2 separate regions of the Homo sapiens genome follow, and region 1 is linked to region 2. The links are chromatin loops, found by intact Hi-C in ENCODE. Cell type or tissue: mammary epithelial cell. All regions are shown on one strand. Links, peaks and the distances in the headings refer to the core of each region. The heading gives the core; the rest is flanking DNA. Region 1 has its middle 4.2 kb from the start of THUMPD2. Region 2 overlaps SLC8A1-AS1 (SLC8A1 antisense RNA 1).

Region 1 (4,402 bases), core at 121-4,120, 250 kb before region 2:
GGGTGAAACCACAGCTGAGCTGAGGCTGCAGTTTTGCAGAGCCAATCGATCTTCCCCTTACTTTCTCCTCTTTCTTCTGATGTCTTTTCCCCTCCAGGAGCCTTTGGTCAGCAAGGTCGGGGCTACTCTTGTTTCATATGTGGGAGTCATGTGCATTTGTTCCTTTTGAACTGTGCTGCAGTATGTCAGCTGTACCAATGCCCTTCACAAAATGCTTGCAGTGCGATGGAATGGGGGAGTTCTGCCTCTTTAGGGAGAAATTAGTTTCGTTTTCTGGTAAGAGAGTTGCCTGGAATTCTCTCCCCCATTACTCAGGTACTCTTTTCTCCATCATCTCTTCTTCTTTAAAAAAGTCTCTTCTGAAAACTATGGATCCCTATAGACAAATTTAGCATATCCAGCTGCAATTTACTGTTCGAATATTACATATTTCAACATGTAGGAAATTGGAAGTCGGCAGGAACAATTTTAGAATGGACAGACTTTTAAGTGGAGGTGTTTTAAGAATTTAGGACAAGAATATTTGCTTTGAGATAGCTCCCTATTTTGGTGCCACTGGCAATTCTTTTAGTTCTTAAAGGTGTATGATGTATATACTTATATATTAAAATGCAAGTGCTATAGATTGTGAAATCCTTGAGGATGGGATGACTTCATCTGGGCATCTGTAGCGAGAACACTGGCTTGCCTGTGGTGGCCTCTCAAATGTATGCCAATAAAAAGTAACTAAATGAAAGGGCAACTAAGGAGGCCCCTCTCAGGAGAATTGCTGTAACTGCCCTATCAGCAGGGGCCTTTGCAAGCAGGATACAGGAATAAGGGCAATGTAGTGAGGCCAATGAAGTAGAGAAGTGAGAGCACAAAGGGGATAGGAGTACCTCCAAAATAAACTTCTTCACAACTTTCCTTTCTAGTTCCTCTCTTCCTCACTATCTCTTCTTCCTCCCTATACACTTTATAAATAATGTTTCTTACCCAGGAATACTCCTCAGAATTACCTGAGAAGTCACCAGTGTCAAGCTTGCCACCCCACTCTCCTGTATTCCAGTACAGTTGAGTAGGGTTGGTGACAAGCCTTGGCCTCTTCTCTCCATGAGATGAAGAACCGTTGCTAGATGCCAAGCAATTCAAGTGCTAACGTCTTCAAAATGCCCACTACTTCCCTTCTCCCAGGCCTCTGCTTATATGGTTCCCTTTGGCTAGAGCGCTCTTCTCTTCCTTTCTTTCTTTTTCTTTGAGGATAAGCTAGAATGCCACATCTTCTCTGGTGTACTTTCCTGCCTTTCTTGTACCCTTTTATGCAATATTTTATACCTTTATCATTCATTTATTCATTCATAAATATTTGTTGAGTTTGTGGCAAATGTGCCAGTTAAATGTTCCAGCCTTTGAGAAACTTTTAAATCAATGGGAGGTAATGGTGACAGGGCTGAATTGCTGAGATGGGCATATAAAGGATGACAATACAGTGTCATATATGGGAATAAAATGAAAGCAACTGGGCCCAGCAACGGTAGCCACTTAATGAAGTTGAATGAATGAGCTTATTCTGAAGCTGAGTAAGCCTTTGTCATGGTTTTGGTTTCTTATCTCCCTTTGAGCACCATATTAGCCCATTCTTGTACTGCTATAAAGAAATGCCTGAGACTGGGTAATCTATAAAGAAAAGAGTTTTAATTGGCCCACTGTTCCGCAGGCTCAACAGGAAGCATGGCTAGGGAGGCCTCAGGAAACTTACATTCATGGGGACAGGGGAAGCAGGCTTCTCTTAGATGGCTGGAGCAGGAGGAAGAGAGAGGATGGGGAGGTGCTGCACACTTTTAAGTAACCAGATCTCATCTCACTCACTGTCGTGAGACCAGCAAGGGGGAACTCCGCCCCCATGATTCAATCACCTCCCACCAGGCCCGTCCTCCAACACTGGGGATTACAATTCGATATGAGATTTGGGCAGGGACACAAATCCAAACCATATCTCTGCCAAGTCTGGGGCATCATCCTTCTGATGGGCCCCACCCACCTCCACAGGTGGAGCCTTTTTGCTAACCAGGGCATAGTCATGTGATCTAGACATTACCAGTGAGCCTCACGTGACTCAGAAATGAGCAATGTGGGGGAAAAGGCTCTTTCCACAATTCATTTTACTTCCTGGGGTATTGTTGGGGTGTCTGACCTTCAGGAACAGCTTCATGAACAGGATTGAGTTCCTGAGGCAGAAGTGGAACTGCTGGGGGTGGTGGTAGTAGTGGCAGCAGTTAGTTTTCTGGTCAGGCCAGTTTCTGAAAGCTTAGCTTCCAGATTGGTTTTCCAGACTGCCCAACAAATGAGTCATACACACACACACACACACACACACACACACACACACACATACACACACACACACACGCACGCTTTACTTTGCTTAATCAGTTAAAGTTAGCATCTATTTCTTGCAACAAGGAATCTTGATTGATACAGGCATCCACTCTTCCCAGGTAGGAGCAGCTAGCTTGGTTTGCTTCTCTCCCTGTGATTTGTATTAGCTTGGTCTCTTCCCCCATTCATTTGTGAGCATTGCACTGTGGAGGTATGATGAACTCCTGCCACGTAGCCCCACAGAGTAACTTGGAAAGAGTAGGATTTTATAAATTTTATGGAATTCAATTGTGTTATGGTATTGTGGTAAAACCACAGATACAGACACATGAATCTGTCAGACAGACACATTCCAACCAAGTCAGTATAGATTGTGAAAAAGAGAATCTACATATTTTTACGACTGCAAGTGCAAGCCATTTGGGAAAAAACTATTGGTCACATACTGATCCTTTAAACCACTTAAGTACACACAATAATCATCTTGAATGGTGCTTCTTTGAACATACAATCAAAAGGAGAAAATTCAGCAGAACATTTCATGGTATATGTAAATACTGTCTTTAAAACAGTATTTGCTAATTAGTGTTTATAGCACTAGTTTAAATGTAGAATCAAAATTCAAAAGATACAATCTTTATGCTCTGATCTGGAGAGATAATTCTTTTTTTATATGTTATTTTTGCTTCAGATCTATAGTGCATGAAATTACTTTGATATACAAGTATAGTTGACTATTTCCAATGTCTTTTCTGAAAAGTGTGGCATGTATTTAATGCATATTTCAAGACATGAGGCTGTTTGATGTGATTTTGTTTAAATATATTTTGAGCTCATAAAACTCAAAATATAGACCTAATGATGCCCCAGTTGGAAGAGAGTATGGATATTATTTCTTGGATATATATGTTGAATGAATGAATGACTATATCTGCAATTTTCTTCAATTTACTTGAATCAACTGTAGTGACTAAATAAAGCCATTTTCTTTTTGCAGTTATGTTCACCTCCCTCAGACTATTGTTTTAATATTCCTTTTCTCTTGTTGCATTCATGATAATATTGACTATGAATTATTATTTTCCTTAGAGGTTTGCTATTACCTAACTTTTTCTATTTCTTGGTACAAAGAAAGCCCCAGAAATGTCCAACATTAGCTAGGATACCTATGTTTTGATATTTATCCTTTTCATTTTCCTGTATGTCTTATTCCATTTTAGTAGATGGTCATTTATTTTGTGTATTTTCTTAGTGGTAACTGAAAAAAATAATTCCCTCAAAACTCAAGCAGATGTGATCTGCAAATAAAAACAACAAAGGGTTAGCTTTTATTTTCTCAAAAACACAAATAGAGTACCTTACTTCATTATGAATGGTATTTGGCAGAATAAAATCTGAAGAGTTTATTAGAACATTGGCTTTATTCAGTCAGTATTGCTCCTGTCGTTGGCATGAAGGAAGAGTAGACTATGGAACAAGCAGACTTACTTATTACATATTTGTCTTTTTATATTTTTCTTTTTGTTGAAGAGTGATAATTACTTGCTGCCCATGGATATCTTGCATGATTTTGAAAAATGGATTTTAGCACCGTTGAAAAAGTGTTCTCTGTTATATCTACACATAATCAGGCCTATCCTCTAATGATTTTCTTTTAAAAAGTCTGAAATCTAATAATTAAAAATTTACTATTTATATTCATATTTAATGTTACAATTTTTGCAATGAGTATGAATTACTTGGCTAAACAGAAAAACAATACAGATACAAAACAAAAGCATACAACCTGAAGCACTGGCTTAGGCAATCATTTCATTCTCTCGTAAAACATCTTTGAAATAAGACATAATGCCTGAAATTATTTGATGCCAGTTGAGCTTTCAGATCACAGACAGGTAACAATATTTGCACCTTCAATCACTATGTATGGCTTTGGTGCTCTGTCTCTCTGATCAGTTTAGATGATATGGAACTTCTGTCTCATAAACTTCGAAATCGAAATGTAGCCAGGTTAAGAAAAATAATTTTAAAAGCTGGTCCTGGA
Region 2 (4,402 bases), core at 200-4,199:
CTACCTCATGATCCAGCAATCCCACTACTGGGCACATATCCAAAGAAAATGAAATTAGCATGTTGAAGAGCTATTTGCATTCCTATGTTTATTGCAGCTCTATTCATAATAGCCAAGATAAGGAATCAACCTAAGTGTTCAACAGATGAGTGGGTAAAGAAAATGTGGTATATGTACACAGTGGAATACTATTCAACCACTAAAAAGAATAAAGCATCGTCATTTGCAGCAACATGGATGAACCTTGAGGACATTATGTTAAGTGGAATAAACCAGGCACAAAAAGATGAATACCACATGATCTCATTCATATGTGGAATCTAAAGAAGTTGATCTCATGGAAGTAGAGAATAGAATAGTTGTTACCAGAGACGGGTGGGGAGAATAGGGGGATGAGGAATATAGGGTGAGACTGGTCAACAGGTACAAAGTAAAGTTAGAAAAGAAAAATAAGTTCTGGTGTTTTATTGCACAATACAGTGACTATGGTTAACAATATTGTATATTTCAAACTAGCTAGATGAGAGTATTTTGAATGTTCTTACCACAAATAAATGAATACAAGAAAAGAATCGTACGAGTGGATGGGTATGCTAAATACCCTGCTTTGATATTTTACACAATGTATACATTTATCAAAACATCCCACTGTTCCCCATACCTATGTACAATTATTATGTTTAAAAACAAAATAAAAAATTAAGAAGAGAATGAGTGTTAGGAGAAAGAAATCTGTGCTCAGAATCAGCTTATTTTATGAGTCATTTATTATGTCTTAGGACTGTGCTAAGTGTTTTACATGCATTTCTCATTTAATACTTACGCCAATCCTATGGCTTAAGATTATTGTGTGTTCCTTTAATCGATAAGAAACCAAGGCTTAGAAAGTTTAAGCAATGAGTCAAGGACCCAGGCAACCTAACTCCAAATCCAAAAATTTTAGCCACTCTGCCTCATCTCTATCTGGGTGCAAATTGTATCTACAGTCGTACTTTTCTCTTAACTATTTCTTGTCCCTAATGAAGGATGTTGTACTTGTATACATTTGTCATTCTTTTGAGTTCAGACCTGCTTTTGCATTTGACTTAAAACCAGCTACTTGTACAGGGGAATCTTACTAGTTGACTACCTTCCTCTTAATAATTTTGGTTAGAGAAAATAGCACAAAGTTTGTAGGAAGGAGAAATGAATTTCAAAGTAAATAGAGACACTAAGGCATTACATATGAAAATATCTTAAATGGTGCCTAGCACATAATAAGTAGGTTCATCATTAAGTGTAAGTTAAAAACACACACACACACACAAAAACCCACCTTGGAGAGGCACAGTGGCTCACATCTGTAATCCCAGCACTTTGGAACCCAGTGATTTGAGATCAGCCTGGGCAACATGGCAATACCTGTCTCCCAAAAAAAAAAAAAAAAAAAAAAGGTCAGATGTGGTGGCTTATGTTTATGGTCCCATCTACTTACTTGGGAGGCTGAGGTGGGAGGATTGTTTGAGACTAGGAGGTCAAGGCTGAAGTGAGCTGTGTTTTGTGCCACCGTACTCCAGTGTGGGTGACAGAGCAAGATTCTCTCTCAAAAAAACAATCACCTTAAATCTCTTTTCTTTTGCATCTATATCCTAGGAGTAGAGACAGAGAGTAATACTAAGAGAAGGTAGAGGCGGGAGGAGGAAGAGGAAGGAAGAGAAACCAGAACATACGTCCAAAGATATATGAACCCATTAGGTGGGAGATGAAGCAAGGGTTTGTGGAACAGAATCCTATATTTATATTTTTTGCCTTGTTTGGGTCCTGAACACTTTAGAGAAAATTGAAAAGGTGGCTGAGTGGGGAAACTGACAGCACCAGAAGAGAGGAGAACTTTGCTGATTTTTAACTTTGGTGGGACCAGTCCTAAATTAAAGCCATACTTCATATTCTGTGAGGGATGAGAATCACTTTCTGGGATTTTTAAGTCCCATCAAGTGCTTAAGACTCTTTTCTGAGTATTTAAAAAGGCTGTGGAAATCATCCTTATTTTTATTGGTCCGGTACCTACTAGGCTGTAATGAGCTAGTTGAAATGTGAAAACCAACGTTTCAGACTTGTGTCTGACTTTACAGTCTAAGCTATGATGAACTCCACTCTCCTCCACTCAGCCTCTTTCCTTGGGTTCAGGATGTCAAGCCCAAAGACTTGAGCTACACACTAGGCATGGGGCAAAGGGATGGTGCTGCTACCAGTGCCAGGTGTGGTAGTTGATGTCTTTAGTAACATCAGAGATAAAGTCCTAGGTATTTCAGACTGTGTGACACATTTGGGGTTCACTGTTACTAAAAATATTCTGTTTAACTGAAAGGTATTTGTCCACAGATAGACACTACAATGAACAAACAATTTTTCTTTGATAAAAGCACAAAGTACCTTGGGGATCATGCAATCAGAGCTTCAGCTTCATCATTATGAACATAAATTCTCTTTGTACCAGGAAATTGTGGAAACGATAGCTCATAGACAGCTCATATTGAGAGAATGTTAATGAGCCACTACATACTCTCTGAGGTTGACTAACCATTGTGGAGATAATGCTGGTGGCAAAGGATATGAGTATTCTAGAGGGAATGGGCAAGTGAAGCAAAGTGTCTCTTAATGTGTGCCATCTACCAGCACTAAAATGGTGCCCACTTGAACTGATTTGTAAACTTGTAACACTGACTTTGACCATCTGTACTCCTGGGTATCATGGTAAGTTATAAAGTAGATCACTACGCAATGCCTTTTAAGGTGCACACTCTGCTTGTGGTGCAAATAGTAATTCAGGGGCCTGGTTTTGAATCTATGCTGGTCTGCCTCATTTAAGAGAGCATTCAGGTTTCCATTATAGCTATGGCAAACTAAAATCTAATTGAATTCTACAGGCATTTAATAGCATGTCTAATGCGGGCAAAGCTCTTTGCTAGGGGATGGTAGAGGTACAGAGATAAAAGACAAAGATCAGTGCTTGATAATCCAGGGGTTACCGGCTATAGAAATTCTCTTAACTTGGTTCAGTGAATCTGAGGAGCTGGGAAAGGTGAGCCAGGGAGAAAAGGGAGAAAAGTCACTGCAAAGTGTGCTGACATCCTACTCTGGGCAATTGAAGGTGAATCCTGCTAGGACTCTCAGATTCTTTGTGGTATACATCAGAAGTGCCCTACCAGAGAATGGGAGGCGAGACACTTAACTATTGATTCCTAGCCCCTATCAGTTGAGGACTGGCCCTGGGGTTGTCAACTCCACAGTATTTCCTGGTGCCTCCAGGCTGAGCAGGCTCTCTGAGTGCTTGAGAAAGTCTTCCAGCAGAGGAGGAAGCAGCAGGAGCTTGAAGTCAGAAACTGTGAGCAGGCTGGAAATGGTCTATCCCGGTTGCTGATGAGCTCATTTCAGCCTATGGGGTTGTTGTTCACTTATTATAACAGTTGCACGTGCTTGCCACAGAAAATTTGGTAAACAAAATTCTATAATCACATTTTAGAGATAACCACGGTTATCACTCTGGTGTGTTTCCTACCAAAACTTCTTTTTCCACTGTGTGTGTGTGTGTTCTATACATGCATATTGGCAGGGTTATATTGTTTGAAATTTTACTTTGTAAAAAATAGAATCATGAAAATGGAGGAATTTAACTGTTAAACAGTCACCACAAAGTCTTCAGCTGATTCTAACAGGGAGGGAGTGTGAGCTTGGGAGAGACGCCTCTATTCATCTCAGGGCAACAGCTGGACAGTGACTCAGTTGAGAGCTGTGAGCTGTCCATAATCCCAGCAACTCAGGAAATGGATGTCTCAGTCCTAAAGAGGGGAGGAGTGGGCAGGGCACACAGCACCCGCTACAGTCCACCCCTTTGAGCTGATAGGATTGAATTTTTGTATAATAAATTCTGGGAACACCTCTTTAAAAAACGAAATTTTACTGTGTTTTTCTTGTTGTTTCTCCACTATTCAAAGTGGCCTGATCCTTAGTCTTTACTTGTCTCAGGCAGTTTTGAAGAACTCACAGTAGGCAGTACTTGAGGTCAGTGCATCTTCCTGTCTTTTGTAAAGACCTAAGAAAGTTGCTGAAATTATTCCAGATTCTCTGGAAAGAAAAGGGAAATCAAGAATCTCTGATAGTAGTAAGAGAGAAAAACATATAACCCAAGAGTGGAGGGCTGCTAGAGGTGTGAGATTCTGAGATGTGTCAGGAACCCTTTCAGTCTATGGCTGTGCCCTGGGGAGATGACCAGAGCTTGGAAGGGCAACTTCTTGGTGCTCCAGAAAGACTGGACCTGAGGCACACTGGCTGTCAGCCTAGTCAGTGCTTCCACATAACCTCATAGGAGGCACAAAAGAAGCAGACCTGTCCTTCCAAAAGTCTGGAGCTTGCTGGGGCAGCA

Evidence for each region. A loop is a pair of places that touch in the nucleus more often than their neighbours do. Peaks named below come from ENCODE experiments on the same cell type or tissue, not always from the same donor. Only the 100,000 strongest peaks of a DNase experiment are listed, where the experiment ranks them.
Region 1: it touches region 2 in a loop (3-fold over the local background); 1 of 110 quality-filtered maps calls a loop at or near these places.

What each region holds. Positions count from the first base shown.
Region 1 is chr2:39,781,223-39,785,624 of GRCh38, forward strand. No RefSeq gene overlaps it. Among named protein-coding and RNA genes, the nearest start is that of THUMPD2, 4.2 kb to the left of the region's middle. In mammary epithelial cell, for the core only: no CTCF peak of the experiment used is centred there; a DNase peak (open chromatin) is centred at 2,289.
Region 2 is chr2:40,030,602-40,035,003 of GRCh38, forward strand. The region is part of intron 2 of SLC8A1-AS1 (SLC8A1 antisense RNA 1); the gene reads left to right. Among named protein-coding and RNA genes, the nearest start is that of SLC8A1-AS1, 120 kb to the left of the region's middle. In mammary epithelial cell, for the core only: no CTCF peak of the experiment used is centred there; DNase peaks (open chromatin) are centred at 2,520 and 3,780; H3K27ac peaks cover 2,222 bases.